Linked DNA regions of Homo sapiens: regions 1 and 3 are each linked to region 2. The links are chromatin loops, found by intact Hi-C in ENCODE. Cell type or tissue: ascending aorta. All regions are shown on one strand. Region 1 overlaps PPP5C (protein phosphatase 5 catalytic subunit). Region 2 has its middle 18 kb from the start of PNMA8B. Region 3 has its middle 16 kb from the start of HIF3A.

The links. Peaks named below come from ENCODE experiments on the same cell type or tissue, not always from the same donor. Only the 100,000 strongest peaks of a DNase experiment are listed, where the experiment ranks them.
Region 1: it touches region 2 in a loop (2.2-fold over the local background); 2 of 110 quality-filtered maps call a loop at or near these places.
Region 3: a loop joins it to region 2, with 8 times the contacts of the local background. A loop is called at or near these places in 57 of 110 quality-filtered maps.

Annotation. Positions count from the first base shown.
Region 1 is chr19:46,350,152-46,352,651 of GRCh38, forward strand. All of the region lies in intron 1 of PPP5C (protein phosphatase 5 catalytic subunit), which reads left to right. Among named protein-coding and RNA genes, the nearest start is that of PPP5C, 4.3 kb to the left of the region's middle. RefSeq lists enhancers at 310-549, 596-1,397. In ascending aorta, no CTCF peak of the experiment used is centred here; a DNase peak (open chromatin) is centred at 1,560; H3K4me3 peaks cover 1,825 bases; H3K27ac peaks cover 2,429 bases.
Region 2 is chr19:46,512,313-46,514,812 of GRCh38, forward strand. No RefSeq gene overlaps it. Among named protein-coding and RNA genes, the nearest start is that of PNMA8B, 18 kb to the left of the region's middle. In ascending aorta, a CTCF peak has its summit at 1,338 (motif pointing left); a DNase peak (open chromatin) is centred at 1,309; H3K4me3 peaks cover 525 bases; H3K27ac peaks cover 429 bases.
Region 3 is chr19:46,279,558-46,282,057 of GRCh38, forward strand. No RefSeq gene overlaps it. Among named protein-coding and RNA genes, the nearest start is that of HIF3A, 16 kb to the right of the region's middle. In ascending aorta, a CTCF peak has its summit at 1,375 (motif pointing right); a DNase peak (open chromatin) is centred at 1,384.

The sequences.
Region 1 (2,500 bases), 160 kb before region 2:
GAGCCAGGAACCTGGGCAGGAGAGGCCAGACCAGGGCTGGGTGGGGCTGGAGGGTGAGAAGGGAGTGGCTGAATCTGAGAGATGTTCAGGAGGCTGACTTGGCAGAATAAGTGAAGTGACTACCGGGCTTTGGGGGCTGAGGGATGGAGAGGAGTCCAGGATGAGGCTGTCTCAGCCAGGTGATGGGGTGGAAGGTGGAATTCCCTGGGATGGGAGCAGCCTGCATGGGGGTTGCTGCTGAGGCCGCATCAGAATTCTGGGCCACAGCAGCCATTGGGAGGAGCCTGTTGCCCCCCAGGACCTGGGATCCAGGCTCTCAGGAGTCCTGGGGCTGGGCAGGCAGCCAGAGGGGCCTGGCACTGAGCTGGCACGGAGGAGAACGGCCCTGCTGGCCCAGGCCCCTTGCTGTCTGTCAGGCAGTAGCAGGCACAGAGCCCCAGGCTCCAGGGCTGTGGGAATAACAATAAAAAAGAATAATGACAGCTCACCTTAATTGAGCCTTGTGGCCAGGTACGCTGTGGGGTTTAATCCTCCCCGGGGGCTGGGAGATGGCTAGGAGTGGCCCTGTTTGTTTTATAAAGGAAGCAAGGCTCGGAGAAGTGAAAAAACCACTCGCCCAAGGTCAGAGTGTGTGAGCAGCAGGGCCCGGATATCCCCTTCCTCGCCACGTGCTTGGCTCCCACGTTCAGGTTCCTCCCAGAGCTGTACTGGCCCTGTTGAGGAGAAGAGGGGCCCCAGCAGGGAGAAGAGAGGTCCCAGGGCTCAGAGGACTGTCCCCTCAACTGTGGCTGGTTGCTCTGTAAGTTCAGGCCTATTCCAGAAATCCTGGGGGCAGAGCCTCGTCCCCCGTCTCATGTCTGAGTCTAAGGGAAGTGTCTCAACTGTCTTCCCCTCTCTGTGGGCCTCAGTGCCCCGCTTCTGTAAAATGGGGGGTGGGGGCTTATGCTTAACCCCTAAGGAGGCTCCAGGTATAAGAGCTTGTGGGGAGGAAGCAGGCCATGGTTGAGAGCTCAGGCTGCCTGGGTTCAAACCCTATGTCTTCCTTTACCTGCTTGATGACGCCTGGGCAAATGACTTAACTTCTCTGGGCCTCTGTTTCCTTGCATCTAAAATGGGGAATGTCTTGAGGCTTAAATATGGTCCTGTTTGTAAAGCGCATAGAACAGGGCCAGGATATGGCATGTGGGTCGACCCGTGGAGTACAGGCTCCTCCCATTTCCTCTTGTTCCCTTCACTTCCTCCCTTCATTTAGTCATTCACGCATTCACTTCTTTTGCCTGCTTCTTTTGCTGCAGCCAGTTTTCTTACACAAGTTCGTAAAATCCTCACGGCCACCCAGTGAGGCAGAGCTCAGAAAGAGGAGGCTATTTGCCTGCAGCCTCGAGTTAGAGATCTGCAGAGCCGGGTGGCAGGCCCTGAGACTCCAGGATCCCCTCCCTGTGCCACTGGAGTAACAGCTGCCCCATCAGGAGCGCGGGCCAGGCAGCCTCTGGACCACAGCCAGGAGGCCTGAAGGAGTCCTCAAAGGCGCTGGCATTCCAGGGAGGGTCGGTCAGATCTGGGCTGCCCAGTTCTGCCCTTGTTTGTTTTTGGGAAGTCCCGGGCCCTGCCCTCCTGGGGCTTACAGCTCTGGAGGGACACACTCATTACTCAACAGTGACGATGAGAGTGGACAGGGCTGGCACAGGAGATCCCAGGGGCTGGGGCAGCCCAGTCGGGGGCCTGACCCAGCCTGGGAGTAAAGGAGGGCTTCCCGGAGGAGGGGACATGTGAGCATTTGAAAGATTGCCAGGAGTTGGCGTGGCAAAGAGGAATGTTGTTAGATTGTTGCTGGCCACATCCCCAGGACCCGGCTTCTCCCTTCTGTAATGTCAGTCCTCATCTCTCTCTGCATCCCTCCTTCCTTTCCCTCTGGAGCCACTCATGGAGCCTGGGACTCTCTTCTTCCATCTCTTCAACCAACTGACTCCCATCCTCCAGGTCTCAGCCCCAGTGTCCCCTCCGAGCTGCCCCAACCCTAAACACTGGGCACCACTGTCTAGGGATGGATCTGTCTCCTCCACTGGATGGTAAGCCCTGGGAGGGCAGGGCTGTGTGTAAGAAGGACTCTCGGAGTGCTGTTGAGAACATTAAAATGGGAGTGAGGGTGGGGACTCTGTGCAGGGCTGCTGGTAGAAGGACTCTAGGAAACCCTAGTCCACAGGGGGTTCCTCAGTAGCCCAGGGATACCCAGGTAGTAAGAGGCAGAGCTAGGGACTGGGCCCAGGCCACCTACTCCTGCCTCTGTGCTTACCCCTGTGCCACGCTCCTGCCCAGAGGTCACCATGGCATGGGGCGTGAGAGTGGGAGCCTTTTGGTCTTGGCCTGGCTCAGAAGGCCCACTTCTCGGCCAGGCGCTGTGGCTCACGCCTGTAATCCCAGCACTTTGGGAGGCCAAGGCAGGAGGATCACGAGGTCAGGAGATCGAGACCATCCTGGCTAACACGGTGAAACCCCGTCT
Region 2 (2,500 bases):
GGGAGGCGGTGAATCCTGCCATGTCTCTTAAGGGCTACACCTGGAACTTGTATCACATCATTTGTGCTGAATTCTATTGGTCCAACCAAGTCGTAAGGCTAGCCCAGATTCAAGCTGAGGAGAAAGAGATCCCATCTCTTGATGGGAAAGGTAGTGGGCTCATAGGGCAGGAGAACTGATAGCAATCGTCTTGGATACCATGCCCCACAGTGTGCCCTGTGGCAACAGCTGGCAGAGAAAAGACCTGAAGAGTCTAAATCTGTGTTTCTCTGGAATGGACACAACCATCTCTGCCCCTGGGACGCCACAAGAGCATCAGCCAAGGGCTCAGCTATGAGATGGGCACTTTTGTAATCCAGAGATGGCAGCAACAATATTCATTATTTTTAACTCAAGGAGGATTAAATTCAGTTCCCAAATTCATGGTTATGGTTTCAGACAACAGGATTTTCTTTTTTATTTTATTTTATTTTATTTTTTGAGGTGGAGTCTCACTCTGTCACCCAGGCTGGAGGGCAGTGGTGTGATCTTGGCTTACTGCAACCTCTGCCTCTCGGGTTCAAGCAATTCTCCTGACTCAGCCTCCTAAGTAGCTGGGATTACAGGCACATGCCACCACGCCCAACTAATTTTTCTATTTTTAGTAGAGACAGGGTTTCGCCATGTTGGTCAGGCTGATCTCAAACTCCTGACCTCAAGTGATCCACCCGCCTTGGCCTCCCAAAGTGCTGGGATTACAAGCATGAGCCACCGCACCCAGCCCAGACAGCAGGATTTTTGATGAAATCGCCCCAGAAAACTGGAGTCTTGACTCCAAATTAGCCTTTACCTTCCCAGGGAGAGGACGAGTGGGGACATTATTGCTTCTAAAGTGGGGAGCTGGGGGATGGGGCAGGGGCATACAAGAGATGGGGACAGGGCTTGGTGTGGGAGGGATATTTGCAGTGCTGTTGCCTGGGCTCACCCCACCCCCAGCCCCTGCTGTCACTTACAACCTTCGGCTGGTTAATTACCTGTTGGGGCCTTCACTTATGTACCTGAAAATAGGGATCTCGTTCTCTTAGCATTGTCATGAAAACCTCTATAAGTCAGTGGTTCCCAATCTGGCTGCACTTTTGGAATCACTTAGGGGAAGATTTGCAAAATACCGATGCCCTGGCTCCACTCCCAGGGACTCTGATTCCGCTGTTTTGGGGTGTGGCCTGAAGATTGGGATCTTTAAGCACTCCCAAGTGATTCTAACATACAAGCCAGGCTAAGGACCACTAGGCCAAGCCACCGGGCCAGGGCGTTCTGAGCCGGCGCTTTAGCCAGCGGTCCTGCAGCGCCCCCTGGTGGGGAACACGAGCGCGTCGCCTGTTGTCTGTGGAACTCTCCTTCCTCCCTCCTAGCCGCGTGTCTCGGGCGCTCCTCTCCCTGCTTGAACCGCCGGAGGGGCTTGAGCATTCAGCCCCTGGGGATGGTGTTGTAGGGACCAGCGCGACATCGGGTCTAACCCGCCCGAGGGACAAGGGGGTGGCAATCAGAGGGGCCGACAGACCGGGGTTCGAGCTCTTCCCCACCTCTGAGCCTCAGTTTCCTCATCTGAGAAATGGGATGAAAATTTGACTTCATGTTGCTCCCCAGTGTCAGCCCCGGGAGGGTGCCTGCCCGACTTCCACCAGGGGGCCAGAACCTGAACAAGAGTGGGGACAGTTAGGTGAGGAAGTGGGATATATCCAAACGTAAATGTTTTCTATTTATTTATGTATGTATTTAGAAACGGAGTCTGCCTCTGTCGCCCAGGCTGGAGTGCAGTGGCCTGATCTCAGCTCACTGCAAGCTCCGCCTCCCAGGCTCAAGCCATCCTCTCACCTCAGCCTCCTGCCCAACTGGAACTACAGGCGCGCGCCAACACGCAAGCTAATTTTTGTATTATTAGTAGAGACGGGGTTTCACCATGTTGGGCAGGCTGGTCTCGAACTCTTGACCTCAAGTGATCTGCCTGCCTCGGCCTCCCAAAGTGCTGGGATTATAGGCATGAGCTGCCCACCTGGCCATGTTTTCCATTTAAAATCCTCGTTTTAGTTTGCAATTCTCTCCCACCCATTCTTTGGTTTTATGTTTTCCTTTCTTCACATTGGTTTCATTTTTGTGTTTGTTTTTACTCATTTTGCATTTATTTGGTTTTGGCTACATGAGAAGCTGGTGACCCTGTATTTGGGAAGTCCCCAATATGTGAGGATTATACTGAAGGTGACACCCAAAATTTGGGAGCATGCTGAGGATGGGTCCTTGCAGAGACTGAGGGCAGGGGTTGTCGGGTTCAAGGTGTGGCCGTGGGCTCCTGTCAGCTAGTGTCACAGTCACACTAATAGGCACACACCTACACACACAGACTTACACAGGTGCCAACACACTCACAAAACACACAATCATGCTCACACTCCTAGTCACATTCTAACACACACATCCAGATACACCGACATGTTCACACACACTTGCACATCCAGCATACCGA
Region 3 (2,500 bases), 230 kb before region 2:
AGATTAAATCTCATAAAGGCCGGGTGCAGTGGCTTATGTCTGTAATCCCAGCACTTTGGGAGGCCGAGGTGGGTGGATCACTCCTGAGGTCAGGAGTTCGAGACCAGCCTGGCCAACATGGCAAAGCCCCGTCGCTACTAAAAATACAAAAATTATCCAGGCGTGGTGGCACGCACCTGTAATCCCAGCCGCTCGGGATGCTCAGGCAGGAAAATCGCTTGAACCCAGGAGACAGAGGTTGCAGTGAGCTGAGATCATGCCACTGCACTCAGCCTGGAGCTAGACTCCGTGTCAAAATAAATAAATAAATACATCTCATGAGAAGAACTGAGACAACTCCCACCTTTCTCTCAGCATCTGCTCCCTGTAGGAGCCAAGCTGATCCAAGAGATTGATCCAATAAGTAATCATATTGAGGATAACGGAAACCCGGGTTAAAACCATAAAGGCCAGGCCAGGTGCAGTAGCTCACACCTGTAGCACTTTGGTAGGCTGAGGCAAGAGTATCACTTGAGCCCAGGAGTTCGAGACCAGCCTGGGCAACATAGTGAGACCCTGTCTCTACAAAAAGACAAAGTAAAAATTAGCCAGGTGTGGTGGCATATGCCTGTGGTCCCAGCTACTCAGGAGGCTGAGGCAGGAGGATTGTTTGAGCCCAGGAGATCAAGGCTGCAGTGAGCCGAAATTGCATCACTGCCCTCCATCCTGGGAGACAGAGTGAGACCTTGTCTAAAAGAACTTTAAATTATGTGATGTGAAATGTTTAAAACAGTTTCTGGCACATAATCTTTCAATGAATTGGAGATATTAGTATGTAAAATCTAGCTACTGGTGCTGGGTGTGGTGGCTCACACCTGTAATCTCAGCACTTTGGGAGGCCAAGGTGGGCGGATCACTTGAGGTCAGGAGTTCGAGACCAGCCTGACCAACATGGAGAAACCCCGTCTCCATTAAAAATACAAAATTAGCCGGGCATGGTGGCGCATGTCTGTAATCCCAGCTATTCGGGAGGTTGAGGCAGGAGAATCACTTGAACCCAGGAGGCGGAGGTTGCGGTGAGCCGAGATGGCATCATTGCACTCCAGCCTGGGCAACAAAGAACGAACCTCTGTCTCAAAAAAAAAAAAAAATTTGCTGGGTGTGGTGGCACCCGCCTGTAGTCCCAGCTACTTTGGAGACTGAGGCAGGAGAATCACTTGAAACTGGGAGGCAGAGGCTGCCGTGAGCCAAGATCGCGCCACTGCACTCCAGCCTGGGCAACAGAGCGAGACTCCGTCTCAAAAAAAAAAAAGGAGAAAGAAAAAGAAATCAGGCTACTAAAATATGTAGCCAATGTGACCCTCATATGTAAGTATAGTATCAGAGTCATCCTAATTTCTGCCACGAGAGGGCGTGTCAGGCTTAGTTAGGGCTTAGCTGCCAGCAGCTCCCAAATGATGGTCTCAGAACTCCTTAATTTTATTATTATGATTACTATTATTAGTATTATTTTGAGGCAGGTCCACACTCTGTTGCTCAAACTGGAGTGCAGTGGTGCAATTGTGGCTCACTGCAGCCTCAAACTCCTGGACTCAAACGATCCTCCCACCTCAGCCTCCCGAGCAGCTGGACTATGCTGTGTAGGCCACCACACCGGCTAATTTTTTCATCCTTGATAGAGATGGGGGTCTCACTATGTTGCCCAGGCTGGTCCTGAACCCTTGGCCTCAAGCAGTCTTTCCACTTTAGTGTCCCAAAGTGCTGGGATTACAGGTGTGAGCCACCGCCCCCAGTCATGTTTGGATTTTTTAAGTGACATATCGGCCGGGCACAGTGGCTCACACCTGTAATCCCACCACTTTGGGACGCTGAAGTGGGAAGATTGCTTGAGCTCAGGAGTTGGAGACCAGGCTGGGTAACAGAGCAAGACCCTGTGTCTACAAACAATTTTAAAAATTAGCTGGACGTCGTGGCGTGCACCTGTAGTCCCAGCTACGGAGGAGGCTGAGGTAAGAGGATCACTTGACCCAGGAGGTTGAGGCTGCAATGAGCCATGATCACACTGCGCCACTGCACTCCAGCCTGGGCGAGAGAGTGAGACTCCATTAAAAAAAAAAAAAAAAAAAGTACCACATGTCTATGGCACATATAATGTAACGCCCCAACTGGGTTCAGGATAGTTCCTGGAATCAAACACATCAACATTTATGCAATGAAATGAGGGCTATTCACAGAAACGTGGAGTAAATATAGAAGATTGCCAAAATAGCCTTGTGTTAGTTCAGGTCAAGTTTTGCCACCAAATAAGTTATACAACAATCTCTACCTTTTCAGAGTTATTTGGAAGTTGGAATTGTGTGTGGATGGGGGGGTGTTTGTTTTGTTTTGTTAAGACGGAGTCTCGCTCTGTCGCCCAGCCTGGAGTGCAGTGGCGTGATCTTGGCTCACTGCAACCTCCACCTCCCAGGCTCAAGCGATTCTCTTGCCTCAGCCTCCTGAGTAGCTGAGACTACAGGCACGC